2 separate regions of the Homo sapiens genome follow, and region 1 is linked to region 2. Evidence: read pairs that join two places in POLR2A ChIA-PET (ENCODE). Cell type or tissue: Panc1. All regions are shown on one strand. Each heading gives the region's core, and the rest is flanking DNA. Links, peaks and the distances in the headings are about the cores only.

What was found. ChIA-PET counts read pairs that join two places held together with the same protein. Peaks named below come from ENCODE experiments on the same cell type or tissue, not always from the same donor. Only the 100,000 strongest peaks of a DNase experiment are listed, where the experiment ranks them.
Region 1: POLR2A ChIA-PET joins it to region 2 with 9 read pairs; 4 of 35 experiments call an interaction of 5 or more read pairs at or near these places.

The regions. Positions count from the first base shown.
Region 1 is chr6:90,116,639-90,121,040 of GRCh38, forward strand. All of the region lies in intron 4 of BACH2 (BACH transcriptional regulator 2), which reads right to left. Among named protein-coding and RNA genes, the nearest start is that of BACH2, 180 kb to the right of the region's middle. In Panc1, for the core only: no CTCF peak of the experiment used is centred there; no DNase peak of the experiment used is centred there.
Region 2 is chr6:90,220,188-90,224,589 of GRCh38, forward strand. The region is part of intron 3 of BACH2 (BACH transcriptional regulator 2); the gene reads right to left. Among named protein-coding and RNA genes, the nearest start is that of BACH2, 74 kb to the right of the region's middle. RefSeq lists an enhancer at 1,879-3,078. In Panc1, for the core only: no CTCF peak of the experiment used is centred there; a DNase peak (open chromatin) is centred at 2,505; H3K27ac peaks cover 225 bases.

The DNA of each region.
Region 1 (4,402 bases), core at 302-4,301, 100 kb before region 2:
GTGGTGTTATTCTTGCTACTTAAAAAAAGGTGATGTGATGGCAGTGATGGTCAATACCATATGGGGAAGACCAGGTCCACACTTTGTCTACAATCAACTGCTACCACATAAGTCTTCTTGGTTAAGTAATTTGCGCCTACAGTGACAGAATAGGTCCCTGGATACACTTCTATGTAGAGGTGTTCTCACTAGGCTGGGATGCCTCTGGAGCACGCTTTGATATTTGATAGATGCCTCCAGGACCAAGGGATGTCTTTTTTCTGTCTTTTCTCTGACCATTCCCTATGTCCAAGTACATGTGCAGCTTCAACTTCCCTCTGTGAAAATGATAGACATGGGTTGCTCCTTCTTTCTCTGGCACAGATGAATAATATTTCCCACACTAACTTGAAGTACTGTCTATGAATTCAGCCATTGTTCAGAAGAAAGCACTAAGGGTTGGGTGTTTCTCGTCTCTCTGGCCAACTTCTCAAGGTGCATGCGCCCAGCACTCTCAATAATCTTTCAACATGGAAATCTGATCATGTCACTTCCCTTCATCCCACTGATCTTGGGATGAAGCTCAAATATGGCTTCCAAGGCTGTTTATGAGTAGGACGCTGCTCCCTCTACAGCTTCATCTTTCACCACTCCTCCTACCCTGCTCTCTGCTCCAGCCATCTTGAATTTCAATTCTTTTCTCATCTGGGATTGACAGGCTCATTCCTTCTTCCCTCTTCCCTCTCTCTGGCTAACGCAACCTTTAGGTGTAAGATTAGAGAGCACTTCTCCTCAGAACCTTTCTGACTCTTCCTGTCTCATTTACTTCTTTACTGTTAGCTTGACTTTTTTTTTTTTTTGTAATTCTATAGCATCCTATACTTCTGCAATCACAGCATTTGTCATTCCTATGATGAATGCTCATTTATAGCCTCCTCCACTCAACTGTAAGCTCCTTAAGGGCAAGAACTCTGCTCCCCTGTGCATCACTGAGCCCTAGCACCTAGACTGCTACCTAAGACACAACAGGTGCTCAAAAATAATTATGGAATTATGAACAAAGGAACTAATCCATGAATCCCATCAAAGACAAAACAGGTAATTCTAGAGAGTGTATATGTGGTTAGCTTTTCCTTTTTCTTTAATGTCTTTGCTTCTTCCTAGTTCCTGTGCTTGATTTTCAGCATTCTTGTTTAGCTTTTACTTATGTTTTGGATCAATATACATTTCTCCATTATTTTGTGTTTTTCGTACCAAGCGAGAATAAACTTTACCTTACCTAAGTTTAGGCCCTTTTCCTCTAAAGTCTTTTTCACCTTCTCTGCTTTCACTATTTTCTACTTCATCCCATATTAACAAGCATCTAACTTATAAAGTATTCTGCAGTGTTTATTGACTATAATATTTTTCATTTATGACTCATTATAGTTTCATTTATGTGGCTATGTTAAAGACACTTAAGTCTAATAGAGAATGTAAGGGTCCTTAAAGTTGAAGTTCCAAAAGCAATTAAAATTTAAGATAATAAGCTTTAAAGCAAAGCCGTCTCCTATGGACATCCTTCAGGAATGTCATACTAACCAAGAAATCTGAAGGGGAACCATCTATTATTCATACTAAGGGAACAGGGACAATGGCTTCACACAGCTGACTTCTCTTTGCTACTGACTAGCTTTTTCTGCTCTGTGGATAATACAAACAGGATGAAAGGATCTTGATACTCCACAAGTAAATATCCTTTTTAAGCAGATGGCTTGCAAGTTAGGAAAAAAAGTTGCTCTCCAGTGATTAAAACAGCTCTCTGGAAGCCCACTTTATTGCATCTAAGTACATTGCTAGTCTCACTGGGAGAGTTTATTCCTTTCAAAGATCCAGCCTCTCAGCTGGTAAGAGTTTTGATAAATAATTTTGTTCTATCTATATGTACCTCTTGTTAATACAGGCATATCAATGATCAGTACTCATGAGCTAGAATTGACTTGTTCATGTTCATATTGTCTCAGTAATTCAAGAGACATGCATTTGATGAATGAAAATGCCTTAGTCATGGAAAGACCAAGATGCGCTCTTAAGAAAAGTTGACCATATTAAGCCAACAGGGTCATTGTAAGTATCTGATGTCAAAGTGGAATAAACAAAGGAACATCTGTTATTTGCAGTTATCCAAGAAGGTGGCAGCACAGTACAGTACAGTACAGTCATTAAGGCGTGGGAGCTGGGGTCTAACCAGACCTGGGTTTGGTTCTAAGCTCTGCCATTCACTACCTATATCTAGAAAATGTTCCTGACCTCCTTTAAACCCAATACCATAAAATGGAGATAATAGTACTTACCAAGTAAGATTTTTATGATGATTAAAGGAGACAATACATATAAAGTAAAATTTGAGCCCAGTCTCAACTATCTATCAAATGTTCAGAATATTTTACCTAAATTAAATATATGTTATCATCCACCTTCCTTTGCACAAACATGTGACATGATATCATATAAAATGAAGACTTTATTTATATGCAAGTCTTTAGGTGGCACTTGCAAGCTTCCATGTGCCTATGACATTTGGGAACTTCTATCTGCATGTTGTAGGAACTGTTCATATTTATACCTCTCATGCCCATGTGGCTACATTTTAAAATGATTCAGTCATGATTCTTCCAGGGTCTCCTGTGGGCCCAGCTCTGTCTTTACCTAATTATGTTAGTTTCAATCGACAACTATAATACGAAGACTTAATGAGGAACACAAATGAGAGTAATTCACATATACCAAAAATCAACTTAAACACACACTAATATAATGTTGAGAAATGCATTATTTAAAATACCCTGTACATTATAGAGAAATGCTTATCTTCAATCTTCCACTTGCTTTGTGGTGTCAGTTTACTGAGCTATTAATTTAAACTTAAAAGCCTGAAATTTGAATATACAGAATAGCTGAACAGCTGCAGAAACAAACTTATAAAAATATATACTGTTACCCAGCACATAAAAAAGCAATTATTTATTGAAAAAAATCAGAATTTAATATTACCCAGTAACTGCAAAAGTTGTTGAAAGGATATAATTAACATTTACTGAAGATTCTTAGGGGGTAAAAATATTTTAAATAAAACAAATATTTAGAAGTTCTTAGTTACTAGTAAAAACAATCTCTTTAAACATAACGTTCATCCACCTTGAAAAAAAATCTGCTGACTGGGACATTTCTAGATAATTTTGAAGCTCAAAAACGCCAAATCTATCAAAATCAGAGAGTTGCTCTTGGTTTGTGTTGTCACAATCTGTGACGAGACAATGGGTCTTGCTCAGGTCAGGGGACCATTAAGGACCCAGGAAAGCCAGCAAAGGACTAGGAGATTTTGATGTACTAGAAAGACACAGGATCAAGAGTCAGAAGACCTGGCTCTCACCCCAACTTTAGCTCTTGCTAGCAGTGTGACTGGTCTCATTCATTCATTCATCTATTCATGCCAGCTGCTGGGGACATCAATGAACAAGACAGACATATCACATATCACATATCACAAAGCTTATTCATTAAGGCCTCACCAGCACCCTAAAAATGGGGAGAGGACCGTAGAGTTGAGAAGAAGTTTAAATCAAACATCATAGGAAGAGGTCCATGATGGTCACCACTCTCATGGGATGAAATGTCTTTGGCTTCGTTTCTTTATTCATAGAACATGAGTACAACACCTGCTTTCTCTATTTCAGCAGGTACCAAACTCTGTGGGCATTTAACAATGTGTTAAACAAATTTGAAATAAAAAACCCTACTTTATTAAAATAAACCATTAGGAAAATCAAATAAGTACAAGGTTATCAGAGCAAAGCTTGCCTAGTTCACAAACATCTTCATGGATATGTTTAATGGCCCTTCAGAGGAAGCCAAATATTTGCATAACCATAAGCCTCCTTCAAATATCTTGAGACTTGTCATGATCTTAATTTGCCAAAGTGGGTCCCTATCTATGTTTGGCAGAACCGTTCAAATCATCTGAAAGCTACCTGCTTTTTGAACGGGTTTTTACTGATGAATTTTTGGGAGGAGTTCAGAACCTATCCAATAGAAAGTCTTTTAACCAATGGGCCCTAATCAACTGGATGGATCAATCAGCATTCTCCATCCCCTGTATAAAATATACTGACCAATACTGTGGTCAAACGAATACTGAATGTTCTCTCTCGAACTCTGGAGCACATCAGCTCTCTCTGCATAAACTGTTAATGTCAGCTATACTTGCTTTGTAATTACAGAAATTAAATATTATGTTGGCCCATAAAATATGAGTGTGAAAATAGTTATTTGTATGAAAATTTAGTAAAATTAAAGAAATGAAAGTAAGTCACTAGAGGAAATCTGCCATTGAATTAGATATGATTGAGACAACTGTGAAAGATTGGGGAAATAATAAAAATTT
Region 2 (4,402 bases), core at 310-4,309:
ATTTAAGGTCCTTTATAACTCTATACATTTTTAAATGTATGAAGGAAGATGTATTTGATATATAGAAATTAGGTCACTTTTCTTCCTGTCCCCCTAAGAATAAGGTCTGCATTAGCAGCCCATTTTACCGAATTAGGAAATTAAAGTTAATTCTTTCCCACACACTGAAAAAAATAAGGGCTGGTTTCTAACATATCAAGAACAAAAGAAAGAATATCATTAAAAAGTGACTAACCAGAATGTCAGATTTTATCAATGTGGCAGAGCTACAGAGGATTTGTCAGGGGAGGACTGTTTATTCAGGCTAACAAGGGTGCCAGGAAGGCCACTACCTATGTAAACTTCTTAAACCCACAGCCCTTGTCAGTCCTCATTTCCATGATCTGAAATAGGTGTTGTGTTAGCTATTTCTATCAATAAGGGACATTAAAATTCTGCTGCATGTAGGTTTTTAGAGAGTGACAGAAAAGGAAATTTTTAATTTCAGAAGCCTTAGGAAAATTGTCCACAGATGATGGCGTCTATTAAATGCTGTTTGAGGTCTCAAAACCATAATACAAACTTTAAATTGCATTAGCTTGACTGCCAAGAAAAACAATAACAGCATAGTTAATAAAAAGAAAGAAAAATTAGCAATTTAAAACTTCAGTATTTTCATAGTTAACTACCTGGTTTTCTAAGCACTGCAGAATCATTTTATTACAGGTATTTGTGCTTTTCATAAATACTGGTGCCTGGGCCCCTTTCCTCCAGCTCAATTATACAAGGATCCCTGAGTGGGGAGGTATTTTTGAAAAGCTTCCCAATTTTGTGCAACTAAAGTTGAGAAGTGTTGCCTTATGTGAACTAACATGATAGTAGAAACCATCTCATCAAAATAAAAATGAAACCTTTGGTATAGAAATGTAAATGAAATTTAGGAATAGAACAGTAGCTTTCCAAACTTGTTCTGAAGTGAAATCTTCAATCAAACAAAATCTTATATGAAATCCCTATAAGCAAGATAGGTAAAAAGCAGTAATTTATACTGTCCTTTTATACTTTTAGTCTGTACAATATTCATGGATTTTTTAAGTTCAAAGTTATAATTTTTTAATCATAAGCCACCCAGTGAGAAAAAGGAGGCCATTTTATTGAACACAAAACCTGAAATTGAGGTTAAGGCTGAAAGGTCCAGTCCTATACACCTCAGCATCTAATTTTTTCCATGGCCAATGGTTAAGATGATCAAGGTCTGATGTATATAAAAATAGCAGTGTGTATAGCAGGATGAAAATTAGTTCATAAGTTAATGTAATAAACATCCATTAAGTGCTTACTACACACGAGGTACTGCCCTGTGGTCATCAGAGAAATAAGTTGCAGCCTTTCCCTTGAGGAGTCTACTTAAGACGACACCTAATGGCAGAACAGCAAGACAAATGCAATAATGGAGGTGCTGAGAGACACTATATGGGAAGGAGTGGCTAATTCTGCTTGAGGAAATAGGGCGTGACATCACCAGCAAGGGACAATTAAGTCAGGTCCTAAAAGTGTGAGCAGGATTTTTGACACCTAAAAAAGGAGGGACATTTCAGAAAGAAGAAACTGAATGTGAAAAAAATTAAAACCCGTAAGTATAAACAGGGTTGGTGAGTCTGGGGGTTATGAGAAATTCTGCAAGGGACAGGAAGGGCTGGGAGATGAGGCCAAAGAGGTAACTGAGTCCAGGTTATAAGAAACTCTAAATGTCATGATATAGCTTAGACCAGTGCTGGCCAACAGAAACACAAGGTGAACTAAACCTGTAATTTAAAACTTTTTAATAACCACATTAAACAAATAAAAAGAGAGAAATTTACTTAATATTATAGAAAAAAGTATTATTTTAACATGCTATCAATATAAAAAGTATTAATGTGCTATTTTACAAATTTTGTTCATACTGAGTCTTTGAAACAGGGTGTGGATTCTACACTTACGGCACATCTCAATTTGGACAAGCCACATTTTAAGAGCTCAACAGCCACCTGTGGCTAGTGACTATTATATTTGGAAAGCACAGGTTTAGCCCTTATTTTGCAGGCAGTGCAGACCAAAGGATATGCTTGGTTTTATTTCATGAGACAATGGCAACAATGTGAAGAAGCAGAAACATTGGGTCTGGGAGAAGGCTTCTGAGGTGGCTTCCACAGTCCATGCAAGGGACACAGAGAAGAACAAGGCTCAGAGCAAGTAGGATGGCATGGAAGAGTCAGAGTCAGAAGATACTTGTAAAAGGAATTCAGAAAACTTTAGAAGACTGTATGTGAGGGATCAAGTGAAGGACTCACAGAACCATTACATTTTTTTCATGCTGAAATTTGTGCTTAGAATGAAAGCTCACTGATTGTGTATTTAATATGAAGTTTCATTGTTCCTTTTGAGCTTGCTTCCTTCTGCAGTAGAATGCAGTGTCACTTATGTAGGATATAGTAAATTCCTCTTCAAAGAACCAATATGGTACGTTCAGCATGTTCAGCTCTCCTGTTCTTTGTTCTCCATTTTAAAGTTTAAAACTTCCTCGTTCTTTATGTCTCCTTGCCCCTAGTTTCAGTAAACAACCCCCTCTTAGCCTCTATCATCTGCTCTTAGTCATCCTTAGTCACCTGCTCTGTCCTTAGTCAACTGCTCTGTCCTTAGTCATCCTTAGTCACCTGCACTGTCCTTAGTCATCCTCTGTCACCTGCTCTCAAACAGTCCTTCCTGCCGAAACTACTCAACCCGCCACTCTGGCGCGCACCCCTGCTCTCTTTAAAACAGCCAATCGGAATTAGCTTAGACTGTGTGGTCCAACCCTAGCCAATAGGGGAAAGACACAGCAGTAGGGACTAGCTGCGTTAAGGATAAGACCCACTTCCCCTTCCTTGTCCAGTGTGCTCTCGCCATTGCTCCATCCATGAGACGCACCCTTCTATAGAAGCAAATTGCCTTGCTGAGAAAACTTTTGCCTGGGTGCTATTTTCACTTGGTGGCACCGAGCATTTACTTCCAACACTTAATAAACATGTGCTGAGTACCCACCACATGTTAGGCAACGCTGGGCACTGGGGAAGCAAAGCTACGACATAATTCTTACTTTCAAAGAGCTCAAATACAGTGTAGGAGACAAAACAAATTACAACAGAGCATTAAGTAAATTAATAAACAGATATGCAAAGAGGCCTACAAAATGTTCCATAATGTATAACTTAGAACTGTTTCATATAATGTATTCAATGGCACTTGTGAGATGGAGTGGGGCTTTCAGATAGTAAGGCTTCTATCAGCTGACTTTTTTGAGACAGGGCCTCACTGCAGTTGCCCAGGCTGGAGTGCAGTGGCGTGATCTCAGCTCACTGCAGCCTCGACCTCCTGGGCTCAGGTGATTCTCTCACCTCAGCCTCCCAAGTAGCTGGGACTACAGGTGCACACCACTACACCCAGCTAATTTTTTTTTTGTTTTTTTAAGTAGAGATAGGGTTTTGCCATGTTGCCCAGGATGGTCTTGAAAACATGGACTCAAGCAATCCACCTGCCCTGAGCTCCCAAAATGCTGGGATTACAGGTATGAGCCACCAGGCTCAGCCTCAATTGATTTTTAAAAGTGATCCAGAATATGATTTACTTCTGTGTCTGTATTTGGTTGCACTCACTGTATTAAGAGAATCCTGATACTCCTAAATACAGATAACACTATCTGAATCTCTGCTCTCAAAACTCAAATTTTCAGACAAATCTCTCGCTATTTGCTACTCTTACTACTTACTATCTGAAACTGAGAAACGAAGCTGACATGAACATAACAAGTTCAAATTCCTTTGCACTGGAATTTACAATGGGAAATTTTGGCACCTGAATTCTGGAAATGAGCAGATTTGAATTGTAAGGCACAGTTGTATTGGAAATTATAACAGTTCTTTAGCATTTCATTTGATAATCTCATAATATGCCTCAAAACTAATCTAAAAGCTTGGAGAAAATGCAGCAGTCAAGATTTTATTTCAAATTTTAATCACTAATGATAATTTGACAACTATTTAAGGTAAAAGAGTATCCAAAATGTAGAGTGGGTAGACATGATCCTCTAACAGAATGTACATCACTAAGTGATGTGTGTGGTGTTCACTTATTGTACAACTAGCCATTAATCCACACAGAAGCCTCCATCCCACAGAGGCTCTGAAACGCTGCCTGGCATGTCATCAAGTGTGCTGAATATGTGTGACAAGAGGAATTTGCCTGTTCAATTTATGATCAGGCTGGAATATGAAAAATACTGGGATGGAAGTTCCTAATCAATGATTCATTTATTTATAAGAAGTTCAAATATGTAAGCCAAAATAGTGGAAAACACTATTTCAAGGTTGACTTGGCAGTCCAATTCAATGTGCTGGTGGTCCTA